Linked DNA regions of Homo sapiens: all the other regions are linked to region 1. The links are chromatin contacts, found by Hi-C or POLR2A ChIA-PET in ENCODE. All regions are on one chromosome and are shown on one strand. The core of a region is the stretch at or near the end of the contact, and the rest is flanking DNA. Distances in the headings are between cores, read along the strand shown. Region 1 overlaps FAM184B (family with sequence similarity 184 member B). Region 2 overlaps LAP3 (leucine aminopeptidase 3). Region 3 holds the start of FAM184B (family with sequence similarity 184 member B).

Region 1 (3,198 bases), core at 645-3,144:
TTTTCTTTTTTTGGGACAGGGTCTTGCTCTGTTGTCCAGGCTGGAGTACAGTGGTGTGACCACGGCTTGCTGCTGCCTCAACCTTCCAGGCTCAAGCAATCCTCCGACCTCAGCCTCTTGAGTAGCTGGGACTACAGGCATGTGCCACCACGCTCAGCTAATTTTTGTATTTTTTTGTAGAGACAGGGTTTTGCCATGTTGCCCAAGCTGGTCTTGAACTCTTGGGCTCAAGCAGTCCACCAGCCTTGGCCTTCTAAAGTGCTAAGATTACAGACATGAGCCACCATGCCCGGCCTCACATATATCTTTTTTAGGGAAGTGCTTGTTTGAGTATTTTGTCCATTTAAAAAATAGGTTTGCAGCACATGACAAAGATGCCCTCTCTCACTCCTGTTCAACATAGTATTGGAAGTTCTGGCCACGGTAATCAGGCAAGAGAAAGAAATAAAGGGGATCCAAATAGGAAGAAAGGAAGTCAAACTATCCCTATTTGCAGATGACATGATCCTATATCTAGAAAACCCATAGTTTTCTATGCCCAAAATCTCCTTATGCTGATAAACAACTTCAGCAAAGTCTCAAGATACAAAATTGATGTGCAAAAATCACTAACATTCCTATACACCAGCAACATTCAAGCTGAGAGCCAAATCAGGAACACAATCCCATTCACAACACACACACACACACACACACACACACAAACTGTAGTTTGTGACAGAGCAATAACACCTGACCCTCACCCAGGAGTCAAGCTCATGTAAGTCCTGCTGATATGGTTAGGTTTTTTGCCCCCACCCAAATCTCATCTTGAGTTGTAATCCCCATAATCCCCACGTGTTGAGGGTGGGACTTTGTGGGAGGTGATTGGATCATGGGGGCCGTTTCCCCCATGCTGTTCTTGTGATAGTGAGTGAGTTTTCATGAAATCTGATGGTTTTATAAGTGTTTGTCATTTCCTTCTACACACTTTTCTCTCACCTGCCGCCATGTAAGATATGCCTGCTTCCCCTTCTGGCATGATTGTAAGTTTCCTGAGACCTCCCCAGCCAAGCAGAATTGTGAGTCAATTAAACCTCTTTCCTTTATAAATTACCCAGTCTTGGGGGATTCTTTATAGCGGTGTGGAAACGACCTAATATACCCGCAGAGCCTGATAGAGCCAATCATAAGGGTAGCTCATCTATGAGCTAAATCTTTGATATTTGGGGGTGTTTGTTAGAGCAGCAATAGCTGACTGACATAGGTGGTATAGGTGGGGATTTCCTCAGGATCACAAAGCTTCCTTATACCCCCTAATTAAAGAACACTTGGAAACATAGGGGCAGAGGTTTTGGACCAGTGCAAGTTTGAATCTTGGAAAGGTTTGCTAACTTCTTTGAGCTCCAGGTTCTTAAGCTAAAAAATGGCTTCTCTGGGTTGTTGTAACAATTAAGTAACACAGTTTATGTGAAGCCCATAGCTGTGCTGAAGACATACAAGATATGCTTGTTGCCTCCCCAAGCATGCTGCAAGGAGCAGTGATAAATACTTGAGGATAGAATGAATGAATGGATGAATCCTTCCACATCTGAGTCCTCATTCAATGGAGCACTCAGAAGTCTGCATGTCCTCCTGTACCTTTCTTCTTCATCACTGCTGGTTCCTTCTTCAGCTGCTAACTTATCTTGATACTCCTCTCCTCTCGGCGAAGTTTCATCCAGCTTCAAGCATGGATCCTAAGGCCAAAAAAGAAAAAGAAAAAAAAAAAAAAGGCAAGATGAGCTTAAGTACAGCTTCATGATTCAACCTGTGGCTTATTCAAATCAGAGAGCAGAGAAGAGGGAGCCCCCAGCAACCCACTATCGGTGCCCTGCTTGCAGGGGATGCCAAGGCTTGTGATGATGACGTGACTAGAACAGTGCCTGGCTTACTATGATTAATGCCAGCCCTGAGCCCTGTATCCTGTTTTTCAGTCTATGAAGCATTTCACACTGCTGACAAAACTAAAGCATAAAGAGGGGAAGTAACCTGGCTAGGGTGCCACCATCAGGGAGGAGTGGAAATGAAATATGCAACCGGATAATAGGACCCTGGGGACTGAACTCTTGACCACTTCCTGGTATGGTTCCATGCATAACCCTCAGAGAGAGGTCCTTGTTTCCTTGTTAAGCCTGCTGCACGGGGCTGTTGTGAGGACCTGAGAACAATGCTGGCTCATGGCTAGTGGTCAGTAAGTGTGAGTGAATGGTGTTACTATTATATCCGTTTAAGAGTTTGTAGTCTGCTGTGTCCCATTATGTAGAATCAGAAAACATGGAACTTGCTGAATGACCAGAAATGGGGTATGGGAGAAGAATATGGGAACGATTAGTTAACAATGAGGCTTCTGAATATTTTCTGAGTTGAATTTGCTCATGTTATCATTCTCTCCTTCCCACAGAGATACACAGGTGAAAAAGACCTTGTTATTTTGATTTTTCTATTTGTCATAACCACACTGTCCATGAAAACAGTATAAGACAGGGTAGGAACAGATTTGTCTCACGAAATAGTGATAATTGTAACCTGTGCTTTTCATTAACTAGTTGTATGGCCTTGAGCCAGCTTCTTCCCTTTTTTGGACCTGAGTTTCATCAACTGTGAAACAAAGGGGCTGGCTTATATCTGTAGTGAAACTGTGTTCCAGGGATCCTGGGAGGTGTCTCAGGGGTAGGAAGGGGCAGAGCTGAGGCTGGAGGGTAGGGCCTTGGGCTCCCATCCACCCTTGATCTGGAACAAAACTGCTTTTATTGCCTTTCCACATACTGTATTATCTATAAAAGGCCATCAATGTCAAGACCAATGAAGACCTCCACATTGCCAAATCCAATGGTCGATTCTTGGGTCTGCACTAACGGGGACTCCCAGCAGAACTGGAAATATTGATGATTCCTTCCTTTGTGCAGCCTTCATTCCTGGGCTTTCTCCTCCCCCCGCCCCCCAGTTGCTGCTTCTTAGTCTTCTCTGCTGAAGCCTCCTCCTCTCCTGCTTCTCAAACTACCACATGTGCAGAACCAAACTCTTGGTTTTACTCCTCCAAACAACAAGCATGCACCTGGCTCAGGGCTTTGCACTGGCTGTTCCCTCTTCCCTCTGATATTTGCATTCTTTGCTCCCTCACTTCACTCACTGCAACCAGCAGCTCATCCCTGGCTTAAAGCTTAGGCTCTGCTACCA
Region 2 (3,324 bases), core at 109-2,608, 69 kb before region 1:
TTTGAAGGAAAGCAGACTTCAGAGCAGCAGGCAGACCTCTCTCCAGTGAGCCACCAGGGCACATGAGCAGCAGATCTCAATTAGAACTTAGAGTCGAAGCCCCTGGCTCTGTGCTTGGCCTGTGAAGCATGTTGCTTCTGGACTCCTACGGACTGGAAGCAGAAAAACCACTAGCTAGTTAGAAGCCTCTGGGGGTCAGGTAGTTTGGTTTCTTGCTAATTGCAGCCTTATTCAGTTCTCATGTTGAAGTACTGTCTCTCAGCCATTGGGCCTGTGCCTCATTTAGGTTGTATTTTGCCATCAGCAGGATATAGCACACCTTGTGCAGTGTTGGAAGGAAATGTTAGCCCTCTGTCCTGTCGGTTTCAGAGAAATGCCTCCAGTCATCTCTGTGAGCTCATCAGCTTTTCTTAACAGCTCATGACCTTCACGTTCCATAAGTTGATCAATTCATAAAATTTGCTGAATAGACTATGTGGGTGTCAGGAGTTAATCAGACAATACAGAGATGGAATTTGCACAGTCTTGATTTTATGATATAGTAATGTTTCCAGTGGCACTGTTTAAATTTCATTCAAGTAGAAATAAAATGAGCTAAAGGCTGGGCGCGATGGCTAATGCCTGTAATCCCAGCACTTTGGGAGGCCGAGGCTGGCGGATCACGAGGTCAGGAGATCGAGACCATCCTGGCTAACAAGGTGAAACCCCATCTCTACTAAAATCACAAAAAAATTAGCCAGGCATGGTGGCAGCTGGGACTACAGGCGCCCACCACCACACCCGGCTAATTTTTTTGTATTTATAGTAGAGATGGGTTGCACCGTGTTAGCCAGGATGGTCTCGATCTCCTGACCTCGTGATCCGCCCACCTCGGCCTCCCAAAGTGCTGGGATTACAGGCGTGAGCCACCGTGCCCATCTGTACTTTTTAAATAAAGTGATTTTGGCCATCTTCTTTGCTCTTAATATTGCACGTTGTCCATTTCCCCATAGTGGTGGTATCTCCATCAAGGCTTCTGCAAATATGGACCTCATGAGGGCTGACATGGGAGGAGCTGCAACTATATGCTCAGCCATCGTGTCTGCTGCAAAGCTTAATTTGCCCATTAATATTATAGGTAAGTGGGGTAACGGATTACATCTCATAACGCTTCTGGATTCTAGCCAGGTGGGAGAAGAGAGACAACAGATATGATTTCCCCTAATCTGAAAAGATAAGAAATGATTTTTAAATAGTCATCAAGCAGTAGCTATTTAGCCCAGATAAGTGTTTTACTGTCTGAGCTGATTGAGCTAAATGTATCTTGCAACCAGTGGGCTGTAACTGGAATTGATTTGTTTCACTTCTGCAAAAAGTGGCTAGCAGTCAGGGGCACATAATGTCAAGTTTGTAGTTGACATTATGAAACTTGCTGGGTACTTGGGGTGGCAGGACGTTGCTGGCTCATTGACTGATTGCTTCGTAGGATTGTGGCCGGTGAAATGGCACAACACACAGAAAGTGCCTAGAACAGAAAAAGTGCTCATTATGTGGCAGTTCTTAGTAATGGAAGATACAAACTCCCAGGCACAGTACTGGGAGTTTGTATAATAGCATTGCTCATACTCATTTCAGAGGAGACGGGGAAGGAGGAGAGAGTCTTAGGTTAAATAATAATGCCCTGACTCTTGTCCATTGCACAAGGAAGGTAGAATTGGAATCCAGGTCTCAGACATGCCCCCCTCCTTCACTATCATAGTCCTTTTTTTTCCTGAACTATTTAAAAGTCAGTTGCAGACATCACGACACGTCCTCTAAGAAAAAGGACATTCTATGTAATGACAAAACCATTATCTTTTCCGAGGATTAATTCAGTAACCTAATTCAAGTTTCCAGTTGTGTAAAAAATGTCCATTTTATTTATTTATATTTAGGTTTTTTTGGTTTTTTGGTTTTTTTTGAGATGGAGTTTCGCTCTTGTTGCCCAGGCTGGAGTGCAATGGCGCGATCTTGGCTCACCACAACCTCCACCTCCCGGGTTCAAGTGATTCTTCTGCCTCAGCCTCTTGAGTAGCTGGGATTACAGGCATGCGCCACCATGCCTGGTTAATTTTGTATTTTTAGTAGAGACGGGGTTTCTCCATGTTGATCAGGCTGGTCTTGAACTCCTGACCTCAGGTGATCTGCCCGCCTTGGCCTCTCAAAATGCTGGGATTACAGGCATGAGCCACCGCGCCTGGCCTATATTTAGCTTTTAAATCCAGAAACTAATCAAGGACCACACATTGCTGTTGGTGCCCCTTTAGATTTCTTGATTCTAGACCCTATTCCTGTTTTCTTCCACGGCATTAGCAGTTTTGAAGGGTCTAGGCTTGTTTCATGATATTCTGCAATTTGTATTTATTTGAATTGCTTCTTCTTGATTAGAATCAAGTTAGACTTCTTTGGGAAGAATGCTACATGGGTGATGTGTACTTCTTGTTGCTGACACATCATGTCAGTTGTGTCATTGGTGATGTTAAATTTGATCAGTTCGTTAAGGTGGCCTTTGTGTCTTGCTTCTCATGGCTCACAGGTGGCCTCTTGTCCCATAGGTGGCATGTTTGGACCCAGTATATACTGTGTGCCTTCATATATTATTTCCAATAGGTCTGGCCCCTCTTTGTGAAAATATGCCCAGCGGCAAGGCCAACAAGCCGGGGGATGTTGTTAGAGCCAAAAACGGGAAGACCATCCAGGTTTGTAAATGTGAGACACAGCACTCCCCATCCAGCGTTCCTCAGGAATCCCGTGGTGGCCACATAACCACAGCTAGGATGCGTGCAGAGCCCCAGAACCATATTAGGGGAGGGTGCTGTCTTTAGTGCTGGGTAGCCTTTCTTTTCCTTCCCTTTCCTGAAATGGGGTCTCGCTGCATCACCCAGGCTGTAGTGCAGTGGCGTGATCATGTCTCACTGCAGCCTTGACCTCCCCAGGCTCAGGTGGTCCTCACACCTTAGCGACCTGAGTAGCTGGGACCACAGGTGCGTGCCACCATGCCTGGCTAGCTTTTTGTAGACACAGGGTTTTGCCATGTTTCCCAGGCTGGTCCCAAACTCCTAGACTCAAGTGATCTGCCCACCTTGTTCTCCCAAAGTGCTAGGATTACAGGCGCGAGCCACCATTCCCGGCCCCTGAGTAGCTTTTCTTGCAAAGGCAGAAGTATCTTTTTTGGGGGATTTTGAAGAATGTTTTTCCAGACTTATTGTTCCTCCCATTTCCTGTATGCTATACATGTGTATACACACGTTTCCATGAATTTGCTGCCAGCCCTGCAGAGGGCGGCAAAGCAGTAAAATTGTGGGC
Region 3 (3,108 bases), core at 28-2,527, 120 kb after region 1:
AACAGCTAAATTCATCCACTTGAAACCTTGTATAGGAGACAGTGAGGGATGTTGTTTTCCATCTAGACAAGGCACAGAGGGGAGTCTGTGACAAGGAGCTTCTAATTGGGGAGCTGCAGAGGGTTAACAAAGAGCACTGGTGGCATCTTTTTGCTGGTCTTCTTGAAAAAGACATAGTCTGGGAAGGTTCAATCAGAGCCCCCTGCACGAGGTAAGGAGGTGGGCTGGCTGACTTCCCTAGGTCCTTCCTAATCCCATAGTTATTTGGTGAATCGTGCTCTTCCCCATTTATGCTCCTACACACGTCTGCACCCAGTTTGATAGTAAGTCCCCTAGGCTGCATTCCAGGTTTAGTACGGTGCCACGCAAGCTGCTGGCACTCAACAAATGACGCAAATATTTGTTGAATGAAGGAATAAATGGATCAAGTGTTTAAATAGAGCCCACATGACCTCCCCAGCTGTAAAGTATGGCAGTTGAATGAAATCACAACATTCTAGGCACTTGAGCAAAGCTGGCGGGGACACACACACACACACGATTCACATTCCCACCTTGGAAAAGCACAGACCACCTGCCCAGCCAGCAGGCTGTGGGAGTTTCCTTGGCAAGGATCCTCTTTCTCTGCTGCTTTAGGATGGTGCCTCTAGAAGGTCAAGTCACCCAGATTTAGGACCGCTTCCCTTCCCGGTTGGCCTCCGAGACAAAGTTTCTGTCTGGATTTGGCCCGGGCCTCCCGGGAGGCGCATCCGCACTGACTCCCGGCTCGGGCGCCCCGGGCGTGCAGCTCGCTGGCCCGCTGCGCCCCACCTTACCTTGGTGAGCTGGGCGATCTTCTTGCACATTTTCACGTGCATCTGGGGATCACAGTCCATTCTCCAGCCGGCGCCACCGTCGGCTTTGGAGCCCTGGCAAGTGCCGGGCGGGTTAATTTTGCTGTTGAGAGCAGAAGCCATCGCTAAAACGCGCCCAGCACTCAGACTCTCTCGTTTTCTCCCTGCCCACCGTGTGCACGTGCGTGCGCGCGCGGGCGTGCGAGCGTGTGGGTTTCTCGGGAGAGGTGGCACTGCAGTCCCGTCGCCTGCACCGCCGCGTGGCCCCAGCTTCCCGAAGGTCTCCGCCTCCCGGGCCCACCCGCGCGCCCACCCTTTTTCCTCTCCTGCTGGTTCTCTGGCTGGCTGGCTCCGCGGGCACCCGCACCCTGCGGCGAGGCGTCGGCGCCCCGCACGTGCCGCTGGCGATCAGTCTGCAGTTCCCCAGCCAGTGCAGGTTTCGTGTGCAAGGGGAGAGCTTCCGCGGCTAGGAGCTGCCGGCCTTGGGGGGTTTGCGGTGGGCGGGCACTGCGCTCTTGGACACGTGGGTGGCGCGCGGCCCTGGACTTGGTGGCGACGGACCCTGCCCGAGGTGGGGATCCCAGGCTAAAGAGGAAGAAGAGCCTCCGGAGAGGGACAGGGCACAGTGACTGGCGGCCTCCGGAGAGGGACAGGGCACAGTGACTGGCGGCTCCCGAGTCTCCGAGCTGATAGCGGAGATGGCGGTGGGGGACGAGATGCTAAGAGAGGGGCGGGTAGGTGAGGGCGAGCCATCGGGACTCAAGGAGGTGTGGGATCCGGGGCGCACGGTGTGGGCCAGCGCCTGAGTTGCGCGAGTGCACAGCGGGGCTGGGGATGGTAGCCTTCCTTTTTGGATCTTGGAGAGGAGCCAGGACATTGCGGGAGGAATACCGGAGATGCCCAAAGAGGAGAAGCCAAGGGGATGGCAGGGTGCGGGTGACCGAAATCTGAGATGAGAAAGTGCGAAACGGGTAATGCGGGAAGCGGTAGGAACGCAAAGACAAAGTCGTTAGGGAGGTAGAAAGGATGGTGGCAGGTGCGGGAAAGGAAGAAGCAAAGAGGAATGGAGCAGTTAGATGAGTAAAAGATGGAACTGAAAATCTTAGCAAACCGAGCCCATTGAAAGTAAAGTGAGTCGTCCAAATCCACACTACTGGCCTTGGGCAGACTGGAGCCAGACTGTCAAGTTTTCGGATTCTGAGCTGGTGTCTGTTTAGTGTTTGGTGAGGGGAGAGGTTAGCGGGCCAAATTTCTTTCTGGCGTGTTCTCTGGTTTCAGACAGTGGACTTTAAGGGAAAGTGACAGCACCGTGATCAGCTTTTCCTAAAGCTCGAATAATAGGTCTTCATGATAGTTTGCATAGTGAATGTATATCATTTATACATTGCCTTTTATCAGAAATTTTAATAATCTTCATAAACCAAGCAAGCTTCAAAGGGTCTCAGAAACCACAGTTCCACCCATCCATACTGAAGGTAACAAAACCCATTTTTGTCGATGAGGAAAATTGACCCAGAAAATTTGTACCAAGTCAGGCAATTACAAGTAGAACTGTTTCTGAAATAGACATTCCTATTCTAGATTCTGTATCAAATGACCGGCCTCGGTTTTTGATTTCTAATTTACCATCTTAAGTTCTCTTTTTAGCACAACCCCTCCCTCCCCCAGTTCCTTTAGAAAACAGAGACAAAGCCTCTGAGGATGGGGGTCAGGGGGTCAGGAATCCACATTAAACAGCTCTCTGCTTAATTCCAAATTGTGTATTTAGAATATTTTCTGCAGGATCTTAATATATACTAAATTTTACAGGAATTCAACCACTGTGTAAACTAGAGGAAAATTAGCCTTTTTGGTCAAGAACTTTACTAAAAGTTGTTGACCATTTTGGAAAATCACATCAAGGGCCAGGTGGCTCATGATATTTGGTTGCCAATACAACACACTTATTTATTTATTTTTTTTATTTTTTTGAGACAGAGTTTTGCTCTGTCACCCAGGCTGGAGTGCAGTGGCATGATCTCGGCTTACTGCAACTTCTACTTCCTGAGTTTAAGCCATTCTTGTGCCTCAGCCTCCAGAGTAGCTGGGATAACAGGCATGCACCACCACGCCCGACTAATTTTTGCATTTTTAGTAGAGATGGGGTTTCTCCATGTTGGCCAAGTTGGTCTCAAATTCCTGGCCTTGAGTGATCCTCCCACCTAGGCCTCCCAAAGTACTGGAATTACAGGTGTGAGCCACCGTGCCTGGCCACAACACACTTCTAACTGCCATA

What was found. A loop is a pair of places that touch in the nucleus more often than their neighbours do. ChIA-PET counts read pairs that join two places held with the same protein, here RNA polymerase II (POLR2A). Pooled maps may share reads with other maps.
Region 2: a map of gastrocnemius medialis shows a loop between it and region 1 (3-fold over the local background). The contact joins two enhancer-like sites. A Hi-C loop is called at or near these places in 1 of 168 maps with a recorded cell type or tissue (gastrocnemius medialis) and 3 of 50 pooled maps. POLR2A ChIA-PET finds 5 or more read pairs at or near these places in 8 of 52 experiments (BJ, MCF 10A, OCI-LY7 and 5 more).
Region 3: a map with no recorded cell type shows a loop between it and region 1 (2.4-fold over the local background). The contact joins the promoter of FAM184B here to the enhancer-like site in region 1. A Hi-C loop is called at or near these places in 4 of 37 single-sample maps with no recorded cell type and 2 of 50 pooled maps. POLR2A ChIA-PET finds 5 or more read pairs at or near these places in 2 of 52 experiments (H1 and T-cell).

What each region holds. Positions count from the first base shown.
Region 1 is chr4:17,662,942-17,666,139 of GRCh38, forward strand. It overlaps FAM184B (family with sequence similarity 184 member B), which reads right to left. Exons shown (of 18, transcript NM_015688.2): 8 at 1,621-1,718. Among named protein-coding and RNA genes, the nearest start is that of MED28, 50 kb to the left of the region's middle. Within about 2 kb of position 1,895, at least 2 of the 41 ENCODE cell types and tissues checked have a DNase peak (open chromatin) inside an H3K27ac peak, as active enhancers do; they include OCI-LY7, where a contact is called at or near this core.
Region 2 is chr4:17,594,418-17,597,741 of GRCh38, forward strand. LAP3 (leucine aminopeptidase 3) reads left to right here. Exons shown (of 13, transcript NM_015907.3): 8 at 993-1,117; 9 at 2,629-2,717. All of the region lies in intron 2 of MED28-DT (MED28 divergent transcript), which reads right to left. Among named protein-coding and RNA genes, the nearest start is that of MED28-DT, 18 kb to the right of the region's middle. Within about 2 kb of position 1,359, at least 3 of the 41 ENCODE cell types and tissues checked have a DNase peak (open chromatin) inside an H3K27ac peak, as active enhancers do; they include OCI-LY7, where a contact is called at or near this core.
Region 3 is chr4:17,780,344-17,783,451 of GRCh38, forward strand. FAM184B (family with sequence similarity 184 member B) reads right to left here and starts at 1,278. Exons shown (of 18, transcript NM_015688.2): 1 at 816-1,278. The coding sequence starts at 956.